Linked DNA regions of Homo sapiens: region 2 is linked to region 1. Evidence: chromatin loops called from intact Hi-C (ENCODE). Cell type or tissue: Caco-2. All regions are shown on one strand. Links, peaks and the distances in the headings refer to the core of each region. The heading gives the core; the rest is flanking DNA. Region 1 overlaps ARHGEF18 (Rho/Rac guanine nucleotide exchange factor 18). Region 2 holds the start of ZNF358 (zinc finger protein 358).

The links. Peaks named below come from ENCODE experiments on the same cell type or tissue, not always from the same donor. Only the 100,000 strongest peaks of a DNase experiment are listed, where the experiment ranks them.
Region 2: a loop joins it to region 1, with 2.2 times the contacts of the local background. A loop is called at or near these places in 29 of 110 quality-filtered maps.

What each region holds. Positions count from the first base shown.
Region 1 is chr19:7,397,690-7,400,592 of GRCh38, reverse strand. The region is part of intron 10 of ARHGEF18 (Rho/Rac guanine nucleotide exchange factor 18); the gene reads right to left. Among named protein-coding and RNA genes, the nearest start is that of ARHGEF18-AS1, 4.1 kb to the right of the region's middle. RefSeq lists silencers at 743-943, 2,603-2,803 and enhancers at 1,581-2,085, 2,086-2,591. In Caco-2, for the core only: no CTCF peak of the experiment used is centred there; DNase peaks (open chromatin) are centred at 1,359, 1,692 and 2,244.
Region 2 is chr19:7,514,649-7,517,551 of GRCh38, reverse strand. It overlaps ZNF358 (zinc finger protein 358), which reads right to left and starts at 1,449. Exons shown (of 2, transcript NM_018083.5): 1 at 1,303-1,449. All of the region lies in intron 2 of LOC105372261 (a long non-coding RNA gene), which reads left to right. RefSeq lists a silencer at 1,368-1,617. In Caco-2, for the core only: no CTCF peak of the experiment used is centred there; a DNase peak (open chromatin) is centred at 1,541; H3K4me3 peaks cover 1,328 bases.

The DNA of each region.
Region 1 (2,903 bases), core at 264-2,763:
CCAAAGTACTGGGATTACAGGTGTGAGCTGCTGTGCCCGGCCAATTTTTGTTTTCATTTTTGAGCTGAGACTTTCTCCAGACCAACTCCCTCTTTTCACTTTCTCTCCTCCTGAAACCCACCCATAAGAATGATGAACTGAGCCAGGTATGGTGGCTGATGCTTGTAGTCCCAGCTACTCAGGAGGCTAAGGCAGGAGGAACACTTTAACCCAGGAGTTTGCATTTAGCCTGGACAACACAGCAAGACCCTGTTTTTTTAAAAAAATAATAAGATGTCCTGGAATTAAATACTGATGACTGTTGCTTAACTCTGTGAATATCCTAAAACACACCAAATGGTACACTTTTAAAAGGTGAATTTTATGCTGTGCTAATTATATTTCAATAAAGCTGCTGTATTAAAAAAGTGACGTGAATTAAAAATGTAACCATCCACCATCCACAATGTGTTAAACGTGTACTGTTAGTGAAACCTTTAGAATATATATTTTTTCAATATATGACCATAAATCAGTGTATGAAGCCGTGCATGGTGACTCACATCTATAATACCAACACTTTGGGAGACAAAGGTAGGAGGATCGCTTGAGCCCATGAGTTTGAGACCAGCCTGGGCAACCCTATCTCTAACACACACACAAAAATACAAAAATTAATTGGGCGCGGTGGTACGCACCTATAGTCCTAGCTCCTTGGGAGGCTGAAGTGGGAGGATTGCTTGAGCCTAGGAGGTCGAGGCTGTAGTGAGCTGTGATCGTACCACTGCTCTCCAGCCCAGGTGATAAGAGCGAAACTCTGTCTCAAAAAAAAAAAAAAAAGGCGTGGTGGCTCACGCCTGTAATCCCAGCACTTTGGGAGGCGAAGTGGGCGGATCACGAGGTCAGGAAATCGAGACCATCCTGGCTAACACGGTGAAACCCAATCTCTACTAAAAATACAAAAAATTAGCCAGGCGTGGTGGCAGGCACCTGTAGTCCCAGCTACTCGGTAGGCTGAGGCAGGAGAATGGCGTGAACCCGGAGGTGGAGCTTGCAGTGGGCCAAGATCGCGCCACTGCACTCCAGGCTGGGGCACAGAGCAAAACTCTGTCTCAAAAAAAAAAAAGAAGGAAAAAAAAACATTAGTGTATCTACTGCTTTGAACATATTGAACATAATCAGACTAGAACTCTATACTCAGTTGAAACTATGAATCTATCTCTGACAAAAGCAGAGAAGCAAGCAAATTTAATTTAGTTCACATACAACTTAATTTGCATCACAAAAATGAGAACAACTGCTGTCACCGAATGCTCTCGGAGGACATTATTTTACCCAGTTTCCCTCCCTCACCCAGTCAGCCACAATCCTCCCCTCAAAAAATTCCTCCAGGCAGCTGCGAGGCTTCCACTGGTGCTGTTTTGCACCTAGAGAGAGGGTTTTCAAACACAGTAGTTCTTGACCGTCTCAGGGGGAAAGTAAAGTTTACCTAACAAATAACAAAGAAACAGCGATTGGCTGGACTTCATATAAGGTCTCTGGGCTTTTAAATGATTTTCAGAGAGGTGGCAGCAAAAATGTTTTGTAAGTCATAGAGTTTGAAGAGATAGAAACATGACCCAGGATGAGTGAGAATGAGGGAGATCTTGACACACGATCTGAGCTATGTTAAACATGTGCTAGGTAAACACCCAGGGAGGCACAGCCAGTCACCACGGCCCTGGCCCACAAAGGGCAATGGCCTTGAAGCCGTAATTGCTACTGTGTGACAAGAATGAAAATTATACTACAGCTATGCCAGAAACAATGTATGTGCTACTTCCCCTTTCAAAGTGGGGACATTCTCAAGTCGATTTAAGCAAGAAAGAGAGAAGGAACCAAAGAATCTCTTTTCTTTCTTTCTTTATTTTTTTTTTTTTTTTTGAGACAGAGTCTAGCTCTGTTGCCCAGGCTGGAGTGCAATGGCGTGATCTCGGCTCACTGCAACCTCTGCCTTGCGGGTTCAAGCGATTCTCCTGCCTCAGCCTCCCAAGTAGCTGGGATTACAGGCGCAGGCCACCACGCCCAGCTAATTTTTGTATTTCTTAGTAGAGATGGGGTTTCACCCTGTTGGCCAGGCTGGTCTCGAACTCCTGGCCTCTCTGCCCACCTCGACCTCCCAAGGTGTTGGGATTACAGGTGTGAGCCATGGTGCCCGGTCTCTTTTCTGCTTCTCTAAGGTATGCCATTTAAAAATGAAATATGACCGGGCGTGGTGGCTCATGCATGTAATCTCAGCTCTCTTGGAGGCCAAGGAGGGGATATTACCTGAGGTCAGGAGTTCGACATCAGCCTGGCCAACATGGCGAAACCCCGCCTCTACTAAAAATACAAAAAATTAGCTGGGCGTGGTGGCACACACCTGTAATCCCAGCTACTCGGGAGGCTGAGGCGAAATTGCTTAAACTTGGGAGGCGGAGGTTGTAGTGAGCCAAGATCACACCACTGCACTCCAGCCTGGGCGCCAGAGCGAGACCGTCTCAAAAAACAAAAGGAAAAAGAAAAAGGAAACACACTTTGAAGTATATATACACAGTGGCATGATTAAATCTAGCTTAGTAACAAATGCAGCACTTCGCATAGCTCTCATTTTTGTGGTGAAAGTGCTTAACATCCGCTCCTCTTGCATTTTTCAAGAATATGTCACGTTGCACATGATAAATACATACACTGTTATCTGTCAGTTAAAAAAACAAAAACAAAAACCACAGGCTGTGGCAGCTCACGCCTGTAATCCTAGCACTTTGGGAGGCCGAGGTGGGAGGATCGCTTGAGTCCAGGACTTCAAGACCAGCCTGGGCAACATAGCGAGACCCCACAAAAAAAATTTTTTTTTTTTTTTGAGATGGAATCTCGTTCTGTTGCCCAGGCTGGAGTGCAGTGGC
Region 2 (2,903 bases), core at 268-2,767, 120 kb before region 1:
GGTCTTGGTATGTTGCCCAGGCTGGACTCAAACTCCTGGGCTCAAATGATCCTCCCACCTCAGCCTCCCAAAGTATGGTGATTACAGGCATGAGCCACCATGCCCGGCCAGTATACCTGTTTTCCCTATTGGCTAGAAGGTCCTGCATTTTAACTTCTAGCTGGAGGATAGGCAAAAATAATACCTGGGGACCCTCTGAAGTTAATGGGGGAACGCCTGAGTCATCTCCTCCCATGGCTGGGACATGGCGGGTAGTGTCAGCACACTTGTAGCCCTTCCTGCAGGAAGGATCCTGAACTGAATTGCCAGCTTGTGGCTAGGGGCAGACTGGGAGGTAGAGGGACAAAAGCTGGAACCACTTCTGGGGAGCAATGGGAGCCCAGGATGACCTGCCGGGAGGATGCCTTGAGCTCCCCACCCCATGGCTGGGTGTTGAGGTGTCAACAATGAATGATCTGCTCCTGGGAGAAGCTGTGGGGGGACCTGTGGCTCCCCTTCTGGGGAAAGGAATACACTGAGCCACAACCCCATAGCTGGGAGTGTGCAGGCAAACAGAGCCGAGTTCCTGGACGGCGGTCCTCAACCCAGACCCCATAGTTGGAGAGTGGGGGAAACAAGACCTGGGACCCCTCCTGCATCAGGGGCAGAGGAACCCTTAGATTGCCTCCAGGGGAAGGAGCCCCCTGAATTCCCATCTCTTAACTGGAAGGTGGGAGGAGAAATCACTTAAGTCTTTCCTGAGTTCCCAGGGGTGAGGGCAGGTGGACCCCTGGATCACCTCCAGGGAAAGGAGCTTCCAGAACTGCAGACCCCAAGACTGGAGGGGCAAGGGAACAATCGCTGGGACCCTTCCTAGGGTCCTGGGGGAAGAGGGAACCCCTAGGTCCCCCTTTTGAGGACAGGGCCTCCTGAACTCCAGACCCCAGGCGGGAGGTGGGAACAATACCTCGAATCAGGAGGGGAGGGGGTCCTGGATCGCCTCCTAGGGAGGGGGCGTCCTGAGCTCCAGACCCCAGAGCTGGCGGGCGCCCCCCACCCCGCCCGATTGAAGGCTCCCAACCTCCTGGCCCTTTCCCCCCGGGCCCCAGCGGCGGGATGGGTGCGCTAGGCCGGAGCTGGCCGCAGAGTCCCCTCCCCATCGCTCCCGCGACCCCCGCTCGCCTGGGCCAGGGCCGGCGGCGCGCAGGGCGGGGGACGATTAGAGGTCGCCCCGGGCTGCGCCCCGCGCCTGGAGCTCCCCCGCCCGCCCGCCCCCCACCCAGCCCCCCGCCCCGGCCCCAGCCCGCTCGCAGGGACACTCACCCGGCGCCCCTCGCCCCTGCCCGGCCCGCCGCGCCCGCGCCGGCCGCCGGCTCCCCCCGGGCCCGCAGGAAGCCCCCCGCCCGCCAGCCCCGCCGGCGGCCCCCTCGGCCCAGCGGCCCCGCCAGGCGCTCCCGGGGAGCGAGAGGGGCCGGCCGAGGGCCGCAGCGGGAGCTGCTGGGACTTGTAGTTCGCCCGCGCCCGCCGCGGCCGTCGCCATCGCTGCCCCCGCCCCCCGGGCAGGCCTTTGTCCCCGGCCAGGCCACCCCGACCGCGCGGCCGCGCCTTTGTCTGCACCGTGCCCCGCCCGCACGCAGCCCTGGCCCCATCCCTAGTCTCCTCCTGGGCCTGTCTCAGTCCCTCTGTGGCCCTGGCCCTATCTCTTTCTCTCCATCCCTGTCCCTCTCTCTGTCTCTCTCCGTCCCTATCTCTCTATCTCTGTTCATTCTCTGTCTCTGTCCCTGTCTTCCCATCTCTGTTCCTTTCTCTGTGTCTCTGTCCCCATCTCTTTCTCTGTGTTCCAATCTCTTTGCCTCTGTTGCTTTCTCTGCCTCTATCTCTCTCTGTGTCTGTCTGTCTCTCTCTCTCTGTCTCTGCCTCCTGCCCATGTCTCTGACTCTATCTTTGTTCGTAAAACTCTACACATGTTGTTCTTGGAGACTTGCAGCGCACATAGGCACAGCCAAGCCTCTCAGCTCTGCAATCTAAAAACATGTCTATTTTTGCTTAACCTGGCCTTCCTCCAATTTTTCCTTTTTGCATGGTGAAACCCGTCACCCTTTCTGGGTAACACCCGCCAAGGCACAGATTTGGGATATTCCTCCTCTAGTGTTTTCAGCCTCCTACCCAGATGGTGGGTCACCGCTGTCCCTGGAGGCCTCCAAGTGCTAGATGTGAGTGATGGTTTCCGGAGAACCCTACGCCGGGCCGGGAAGGGCTCGGGGCAAACTTTCCTTGGAGACACAGATCCCCGCTGCCAGCCAGGAGAGAGAGTGGAAATCAGCTCCTGATGGCTGGGCCGCGATGTTCTCCACTAAATATAAACAATGGTCACAGAATATAAACAATGATGAGGCAAGGCCACTCTGTGACCATGTCTGAACCAAGATAGAGACATGGGCCCTGTGCAACCACAAAAATGAGTTCTCATCCCCCTCTCCAAGTGAACACAAATGACTGCCACTTCTTACCGACGACAATTCCAACCCAACTGCCATCCTCCCACCTCTGAGACAAAAATCACTGAAATACCTAGTCAGCAAAGCGCTCCCAGGTTCCCGACAATACCACCCTAGTAATTCTCTGTAAAACCACCCAGTATAGGCTGGGTGCGGTAGCTCATGCCTGTAATCCCAGCACTTTGGGAGGCCAAGGCGGGTGGATCTTGAGGTCAGGAGTTTGAGACCAGCCTGGCCAGCATGGTGAAATCCTGTCTCTACTAAAAATACAAAGATTAGCCAGGCGTGGTGGCAGGCACCTGTAATCCCAGCTACTCGGGAGGCTGAGGCAGGAGAATTGCTTGAACCCAGGAGGTGGAGGTTGCAGTGAGCCGAGATTGCACCACTGCACTCCAGCCTGGGCAACAGAGCGAGACTCCGTCTCAA